Regions from separate parts of the Homo sapiens genome. Here all the other regions are linked to region 2. A link is a contact called in ENCODE Hi-C or POLR2A ChIA-PET data. All regions are on one chromosome and are shown on one strand. Each heading gives the region's core, a stretch centred on a gene start or an enhancer-like site at or near the end of the contact. The rest is flanking DNA. Distances are from core to core; before and after follow the strand shown. Region 1 overlaps RBM17 (RNA binding motif protein 17). Region 2 holds the start of IL15RA (interleukin 15 receptor subunit alpha). Region 3 overlaps FBH1 (F-box DNA helicase 1).

The links. A loop is a pair of places that touch in the nucleus more often than their neighbours do. ChIA-PET counts read pairs that join two places held with the same protein, here RNA polymerase II (POLR2A). Pooled maps may share reads with other maps.
Region 1: a loop to region 2 is called in a pooled map, with 2.2 times the contacts of the local background. The contact joins the enhancer-like site here to the promoter of IL15RA in region 2. A Hi-C loop is called at or near these places in 1 of 50 pooled maps. POLR2A ChIA-PET finds 5 or more read pairs at or near these places in 5 of 52 experiments (H1, WTC11, activated naive CD4-positive, alpha-beta T cell and 1 more).
Region 3: a loop to region 2 is called in a map of heart right ventricle, with 2.3 times the contacts of the local background. The contact joins the enhancer-like site here to the promoter of IL15RA in region 2. A Hi-C loop is called at or near these places in 12 of 168 maps with a recorded cell type or tissue (B cell, CD4-positive, alpha-beta T cell, GM12878 and 9 more), 30 of 37 single-sample maps with no recorded cell type and 23 of 50 pooled maps. POLR2A ChIA-PET finds 5 or more read pairs at or near these places in 20 of 52 experiments (CD4-positive, alpha-beta T cell, CD4-positive, alpha-beta memory T cell, CD8-positive, alpha-beta memory T cell and 16 more).

What each region holds. Positions count from the first base shown.
Region 1 is chr10:6,100,003-6,102,702 of GRCh38, forward strand. RBM17 (RNA binding motif protein 17) reads left to right here. Exons shown (of 12, transcript NM_032905.5): 3 at 1,269-1,385. Among named protein-coding and RNA genes, the nearest start is that of RBM17, 12 kb to the left of the region's middle. Within about 2 kb of position 1,394, at least 2 of the 41 ENCODE cell types and tissues checked have a DNase peak (open chromatin) inside an H3K27ac peak, as active enhancers do.
Region 2 is chr10:5,976,138-5,978,874 of GRCh38, forward strand. IL15RA (interleukin 15 receptor subunit alpha) reads right to left here and starts at 1,406. Exons shown (of 7, transcript NM_002189.4): 1 at 1,268-1,406. The coding sequence starts at 1,355. RefSeq lists an enhancer at 60-139 and silencers at 1,030-1,409, 1,500-2,169.
Region 3 is chr10:5,909,267-5,911,966 of GRCh38, forward strand. FBH1 (F-box DNA helicase 1) reads left to right here. Exons shown (of 21, transcript NM_178150.3): 5 at 1-28; 6 at 1,672-1,862. Among named protein-coding and RNA genes, the nearest start is that of FBH1, 20 kb to the left of the region's middle. Within about 2 kb of position 1,260, at least 2 of the 41 ENCODE cell types and tissues checked have a DNase peak (open chromatin) inside an H3K27ac peak, as active enhancers do; they include heart right ventricle, where a contact is called at or near this core.

The sequences.
Region 1 (2,700 bases), core at 144-2,643, 120 kb after region 2:
AGCCGAGATCGAACTCCAGCCTGGTGACAGAGCAAGACTCCATCTCAAAAAAAAAGAAAGAAAGAAAATATGTGATTCTAATAAATCCCCCTTCCGTTCTGTAAACTTTCGTATTTACTTTGTGAGTTGTTAATTGGATTAAATTTTGTTTGCTTAAATTTATAAGTATTGTTATATTCAAGAGAGATGAAGGCTTATTTTGTGCCTTTTATAGTGGTAATGAAAATTTGTAACACTTTAAATTGCAAAAGAGAAAAATTAAACCTTTCTAATCAAAAGATCTAATGGTTACCACCATACCCATATGATCAACCTTAGCATTGCTGTTAGACGGCCTGACGCAGTGTGCCTGCTGTGTGTTGCAGGAAGGGGCACACTGCCTCACCTGGGAAGTGTTCCTGCCTAAAAGCTTTACCCTGAATTCGATCAGGCCTTTAACCTCCAGGTTTCAGGAATTACAAGGCATAGAGGAACAAGCTCAACTAAATAACCAGGTAGTTATTAGACAGATCTAGAACAAACAGCATTTTACAAGATAGTGTCAGAGGAAAAAAAGGAAGAGGAGATGAAGATGATGGTGATGATGATGATGGGGAAGAGGGACTGTTCTTAATCAAGACACTTAAAAACCAAAAGCATTTCAGGAACTTTGGTAGGATCCTGGTTCAAAAAAAAAATCAGCTGTTTAAAGGACATTTTTGGGATATCTTGGAGAATCTGAATGTGAACTGGATGGGAAATGACATGGGAATTAGTGATTTTATTAGGGGTAGTAATCTGACAGGAGAATGTCCACGGTTTCAGGAGATTGGGGTGAAGTGTCATGATGTCTCCAACTTTCTTTCAAATGGTCTAGCAAAAAATACAGGTGTAAGGGCAAGAAGTATGGTAGAACATTAACAATAATTGAATGTATAGAAATGATTTTCTTTTAAAAACTTTTTTTTGTAGATTCATAATAAAGGAGATAGGAAGGATTCTATATCCTAGTAGGAGGGAACAAAACTCTTATCCCCAAGTATCTTTTGAAAGTGACTAAGTTTACTGTAAACCTTTCACAGAAATGGAGAAAATCTCATGTTTTTGAAAAAGCTGAAAGAAAATAATATATGATTATAGTAATAAATTAAAAGGCTGTTGTTTTGAGATTATGGTTTTCTCATATCTCAAAGGTTTGTTGCAGGGACCAGAAAGAAAATCTTTGTTGCAAACAGTGTGAATTTTAATTTGAAACTTCAGTATGTTTTCCTTGTTTTTGATGATTTTAGAGCCAAAGGACGAAACAAAGTACAGTCCTCGCCCCAGTCATTGACCTGAAGCGAGGTGGCTCCTCAGATGACCGGCAAATTGTGGACACTCCACCGCATGTAGCAGCTGGGCTGAAGGTAAGCCCGCGCCTGCCTGTGAGCTTGATACGTGTCTCTGTTCCCATGTGGCTTATTTTGCATATGAGTTACTCTTAACAGATGGCCTCCTTGGTGGGCCTTTGAAACCAAGTTAGTATCATTTTCCACCTAATTTTTACTTCTGTTTTGCCAATTTTAAAATGTATCTATTTGAAATTAAATAGTTTGTTGTAGAAAAATCAGAAACTAGAGATACGCAGAAAGAAAAACAAATTACCTTCAGTCATACAATCCGGAAGTGAAAAACGTAATATTTTTCCATCCTGTGCCTACTCCACCTTCTGCTAACTTGCTTTTCTTACTTAATACGTTGTGACTCTGTCAAAAAATACAGGACTGTATGATCACGTTTATGGCTTCACTATATTCCCTTGTATATAGATGGACTATAATTTAATTCCTTTAATGCTGGATATATGGGTTGTTTCTATTTTTTGCTATCATAAACAGTGTTAGTACTTACTGATTTATTGTGGATTAAAACAGAGAAAGGGGTTTTAAAACCCACTTCTACCACCCTAACCTGTATGATTCCAGTGATTTTACATATGCTTAAAAACAAACATGTGGTCAACTCTATAAATTGGGTTATTGAGGATGAAGAAGATCTGGAAAAGGATAACTCAAAATCATAGTTAAAACTAGACAAAATGAGGTAAAATGAGTGAATAAACTAGTTAAAATTATACCCACAATTTAAGTATACATTTATCTTTCCACAGATGGCGTTCAAATAATGACTGTGGTCATTTAAACAGCATCATGAATTGCACAAAACCGCTTGATGAAAAATGACCAAAAGATTAATAATAGTGCTATCGAGACAGTTTCTTAGCAAGGCGCGCCTGTCCTCCCCACCACCTGTGGGAAGGGCTGCATCAGGCTGGGGCAAAGGGCACACTCCTGCCCATCTGTTTCACGTCACTGTTCTGGGTTGGGCTCCGTCTCCTGCCTGTCCTGCTTATGTTCTGGGCCAGTCTGTGGCTGCAGCTTACCCTTGAGTTGTCCTTTTCTGAGGGGAGCGGGTGCTGTTCCTGAGGGCTGGTAGTTCTTCTGGAGGGGAAGCACCACATGGTGGAGGTGTTTTTTTGCTGATTCCTAGTCATTGAGCATTTTCCCCCATAAATTTGATACCTAGTTTATTCCTGCTACATCTAATTTAAAAACTGGTTCATAGTTTCTTCTGTAATCGTGTATTGGTTCTAGTACCTATAATATTAGTCTCCTATTTAATGAGTAAGCCTTTTTCCTCCTTGTTACATAGTTTTCACGATCAGTTTTTAATTCTCATTAA
Region 2 (2,737 bases), core at 156-2,655:
TGGGGTCCTGTGACACTGCTAGCCAACTGGGAGGAACCAACCGGTCACCAACTAACTCTGCTTCTCAGATGTGGGGGGAAATCCAAGCATCAGAGTCTCATGAAAACGAAACTTCAAGAAGCCTCGCAGAGCTGGGGTGGGGGTGGCAGAGGGTGGGGGGGCGTTCAGGCCACACCAGGCAGCAGCAACTGTGCGTGGAATGGCTTTGGCCAGGGCCTGGGCAGACTGGCCCGACTGGATGTAAATTATTCAGGGTCTCGCTTAAAAACACACACAGATCATGGCGTTACTAATTCCTATAGAGAGTCCATGGATGGCCTTCAGTGGGGCTTTGACCCCAAAATCATATGCACATTTTGTAACTATGTTCATTCATGCATTTTTCTGGGGGCCGGGGGTTCATAGCTTTCATCAGACCCTCCAAGAGCTCCCTGACTATAAAAAGATAAAGAAGCGCTGACAAGGATAGAGCTAGACCCTGCTACTGTTTTCCTCCTTCCTCTGGCTGCCGGGACAAAACCCCTAGGAATCGCTCATTCCGTCCTCCCTGCCGAGATCAGAGCTCCGCGACCCGCTTTCTTCTCGAATACACCAAGCGATCACAGATCTCTTCCCCCTTTTTCTGCGAGTGTAGACTCCAGGCTGGCCCCCACTCCCCACCCCCATCCGGTCCCGACCGCCTCTGCTGGTTTCCTGATCGCTTAAGAATTGGAAGTTGTTTCCAGGTCCCCAGGTGTGCAACTTGCCCGACGCGTTTCCCCCTGGGACACAGCTCCTCCCCACCCTCCCAGCTCCCACTGACATAATTTACTTTTGCCTGGGAGTCGGGAGGAGTAGTTTCTCCCGGACCCCTCCGAGGACCGCGTGCTATGCAACACCCGCCCTGCAGTCCAGGCGCCTGGGAGAAGCGCACTCGCCCGTGTCTCCAAACTGCTGGACGCCGCCGGCTCCGCGCTCCCGTGGCCAAAACGGGCTTCTCAGAACTGCTCCTGACCTCGGCCTCGGAGACCCCAGCCAGGCCGCCCGCTCCCTTACGTGGGTGACCCGGGCGCAGCGGCGGCGCTCTCCCTGCGACCCCGGCTCCCGGCACGTGTCCCTCCTGCCCGGCGCCGCGTCCCCTCCCCGGCCTGGGCCTGCGCGCACCGCGCTCCCGAGGGCACCGACGCCCCCGCACGGCCCGGGGAGATGGGGCGCCCGGTTCCCTCCAGCTCCACGTCCCGGCCCCCTTCCAAGTCCCGCCCGGGCGCCCCTGCTCCCAGCTCCCTACCCCGCGTCGCCGGCGGCCGGAGCAGCAGCAGCAGTAGCAGCGCCGGGAGACCGAGGGTCCGGCAGCCGCGCGCCCGCCGCGGGGCCATGGCGGCAGCTCCACAGGACACCGCTGGACTCCCCGGGCGAGCGCTGCCCAGGCCGGGGGGAGGTGGCGAGCGCTGCTCTGGGACCTGCCGCCCCGCCAGTCGCATTCGCTTTCGCTTTTGCTTTGGCCCCCGAGGGCTCGGAGAGGTGCAAAGCGGTGACAGATCCGTGACTCAGCGTCCCCACCCCTGCTGGGGAAGGAGCCCCGCCGGCCGCCGCGGCACCGCACAGCCACCCCTGTCCCCGGGACGCATGGGCCGTGCCCGGTGGGGACCCAGGACCTTACCCACGCAAGCCCGGGAGCCTCCCGGTCCTCCGCGCTCGTCGTGCTCTGGGACCTCCAGTGTGCACTCGGTCCGGTGTCCCCACTGCGAAGAGAGTGGGCAAAGTCATCGGAGAGCAGACTCTCTCCAGCCCTCTCTGCGGCTCGGATCCACTTGACCTCGCCCGGCGCTGGTCGCCTCCAGCTGCTCCGCCTTCGGCTTTCCTGGTCTCCCTCCGCGGCCCTGCGCTCGGTTGTGAGCGGCCGGCCTGGGTGAGTGCCCGCGGAGGTGTCGCCGCGGTGCGGAGGCGCGGGCACCTGCCTGGTGCGCTCTGGCCCGGGCGGAGCGCAGCCCCCGCCACCTGCTGGCTCCCGCGGCCCCCGGCGCCCGCTGGGGCCCCAGCTCCGCCACTTCGCCGAATTCCTGCTGCAGCTTTGCTCCCCTAGAAAATGCCTCATCTTAGAAGGAGAGGGGGCGGAGGGGGGAGAAGGGGGAGAGGAGCCACAGTGCTTCACCTCTGAGCCTCGCTTCCTTAGGTTCTTCCAGGCTGCCATCCTCCTCTTTGGCTGGTGGGTTTTTTTCTTTCTTGGGGTCTCAAGTGAAGCCTGAGAACCGGGTCTGTAAGCTCCCAAGTGCAGATTCTCAGGTCTAGCGGTGACATTGGACAGGACGAGACATCTCCAAGCCTCGGTCATTGCCTCTTAAAATCTCACAACGTGTTTATGAGGCTTTTGTGACATACTTGCAAATTCTCTTTGAAAACGAAATAATCTGTACAATAATCCCCCAAGACACAGGTTTACCTTTATAACAAACCTGCACTTATAACCCTGAACTTAAAAGTTAAATAAAAGAATTTAGGGCCGAGCGCGGTGGCCACTCCTGAAATCCAAGCACTTTCGGAGGCCAAGGCAGGTGGATCGCCTGAAGTCAGGAATTCGAGACTAGCCTGGCCAACATGGTGAAACCCCATCTCTACTAAAAATACCAAAATTAGCTGGGCATGGTGGCGGGCGCCTGTAATCCCAGCTATTCAGGAGGCTGAGGCAGGAGAATCACTTGAACCCAGGAGGCTGAGGTTGCAGTGAGCTGAGATCGCACCACTGCACTCCAGCCTGGGC
Region 3 (2,700 bases), core at 10-2,509, 67 kb before region 2:
CCTCCCCGACCTCTACGCTGCTGCCGGGGTAGGTCTGGAGGCTGCGGGAGAAGGCGGCATGTTATTTCACTGGAGGAAAGTGTACTGGTGATTCAGTTCAATTGAGGATGACTTTATATTTATTTTTAATGTCTGTATTTAATCTCTGAATGCTTTGAAGCATTCATGTTGTCATTGTCCCCAGTGGAGAAATAAAAGGCCATATAATTGTAGAGTCTTAGATGTAGATGAAATTTTAACAAATCATTTAGTCTGATTTCCCATTTGGTTGAGGAATCTTCTCTGAAATATTTCTGAAAAGTGGTCATCTAGCCTCTGAACACTTTTAATAATAGGATTTCTTTACAAGACAGCCCACCCCATTATCAACAAGTTTGCTTATTTGAAAGGGACAGAAAAATTAGGGGTCTTGCTATAGTCACACAATGAGGTAATGAGAAGCTGGAAATAACCCTCAGTCTCCTTGAATCTCAGCCCTGTTGCTCCTTTTCCAGTTCAGGGATTCCCAGATTTTATCTTCGAAGCTACGTGCAACCTCTGCGTGTGTTTTACTGGCCACAGAGGGCTGGGAACCCAGGCAACTGCATTTCTGTTTCTCTTGAAGAAGATGATTGCTGATGGTGGTGGAGTGGGTCTTCTTTCACAGGATGGTTGAAGTGAGAGGGGATGGGATGTTCCTTTCTTGGAATGCATTCTTTAACACAGAGACGTGTAGTAACTTAAGAATGGTAAAGGCTGGGCGTGGTGGCTCACGCCTGTTATCCCAGCACTTTGTGAGGCCAAGGCGGGTGGATCACCTGAGGTCAGGAGTTCGAGACCAGCCTGGCCAACATGGTGAAACCCTGTCTCTACCAAAAATACAAAAATTAGCCGAGCATGGTGGCATGTGCCTGTAGTACTGGCTACTCTGGAGGCTGAGACAAGCAAATTGCTTGAACCTGGCAAGCAGAGGTTGCGGTGAGCTGAGATCGCGCCACTGCACTCCAGCCTGTGTGACAGAGTCAGACTTTGTCTCAAAAAAAAAAAAAGATGAAGATCTGTGTCCACTATTGACTGTTTCTGTGTAAGCGAACATTTACAGAGACATTGCTAAGAGGAGCATGCTGTCTTCACAAAATAAACTTTCCATAATTTCATATTTATTTAACTTACAATGAACAGTTATTACTAATAATAAATAGCAAGTTAACACCGTCATGCTGGAGAACTGCCAGATTTTATTTTCCCCACAGCCTGCGTGCGGCCCTCTCCTGTGTCTGCGTCTCTCATGCCTCTTGGGTGGGCGCCCCTTGCTGGCTGTTTTGCTCTGGCCCTGCCAAGCACATATGGACCTGAGAGCCCCCATGGCCTGGAGAGTAGGGTGGGGAGATGACAGGGAGCTCATATTTTTAGACTGTCTCTCTGTCCAAGGTTCTATGTTAGATACTTCATCCGTGTTATTTAATTAAAGAAAACTAAGATCTCAAATCCAAAAGTGATGAGAAGGAGTCCAGGGCGAACAGAAGGGCTCCCCTGTTTCCCAAATACAACTTGGAAAGTTTGGATTCAGTCCAGACAGTCTGTAGCCAGCAGCTGGACCCGTGGCTCGGCTTTCCTGACTCCTTCCTGCTGTGATTCGTATTAACCATGGCCTGTGGGCTGTCCCTCCCTCCCTGTGCACCTGGCTTGCAGGGTGTCAACATCTGGGCCCTGGTGGCGGCTGTGGTGCTCCTCTCCAGCAGTGTGAATGACATCCAGCGACTGCTCTTCTGCCTCCGGAGACCCAGCTCCACGGTGACCATGCCAGATGTCACCGAGACCCTGTACTGCATAGCCGTGCTTCTCTACGCCATGAGGGAGAAGGGGATTAACATCAGCAATAGGTAATGCCCCGGGAGGAGGGGAGGGGATGCTGTGATAATGGGAGAGTCCCAGACACAGCAGCAGGTCCAGCCCTGCCACTTAGCAGTGTTAGCACCTGGCAGGCTGTGGGACCCACCTGCTCCACCTCAGTGTCATCTTCTGCAGGAGCCAGGGGCTGAGAGTTTGATGTGGAAAGGCTGGTAAGAGCGCCTTATGAACGTGCAGTTCTGAGCGGCTGCGAGATACCACTAAGGCTGATTTTACCATCATGGGTCCTGCAGCCTTAGGGGAAGCCCCTCGCCAAGAGAAGCCTTTCTTATTCACCCGTGGCCTCGCTTCCCTAGGAAAATGTTAGGCTCTACTTCCTCCATATCCCACTTGTGGGATGGAAAAGACTCATCCACCTTATCCTCCATGCGGGAGAGGCTATGGCGTGTCGGCTGCTGATTCACAGGGGCCCCGATGGTTTCCTCAGCAGGGTGGGGAGTGCCTGGGGGGTTGTGCATTTGACAAACACTGAACACCTGTGTGTGTCCGACAGTTGTCCACGAGCCGGTCCACTGTGACCGGCTTAGAGGAGTTAGAGGAGATTCCTGATCTAGTGAGGGAAGACAGGTCCTATGTAAGTAAATGTGTGAAATGGCATTTTAGTGAGTAATGAGCATTGCAGAGAAAATAGAACAGAGAGCTGTGGGGTGAATGCTGCTTTAGAGGGGTGGAAAAAGCTTCTCTGAGCAGGTAGTGTCTGAGTGAAACCTGAGTGTGGAGGAGGAACCGCCGTTTCACAACTGTGGGGAGAGCAGTTCAGAGAAGGTATAGATGCCTTAAGGGCCTGAAGATGGGAATGAATTTGGGACA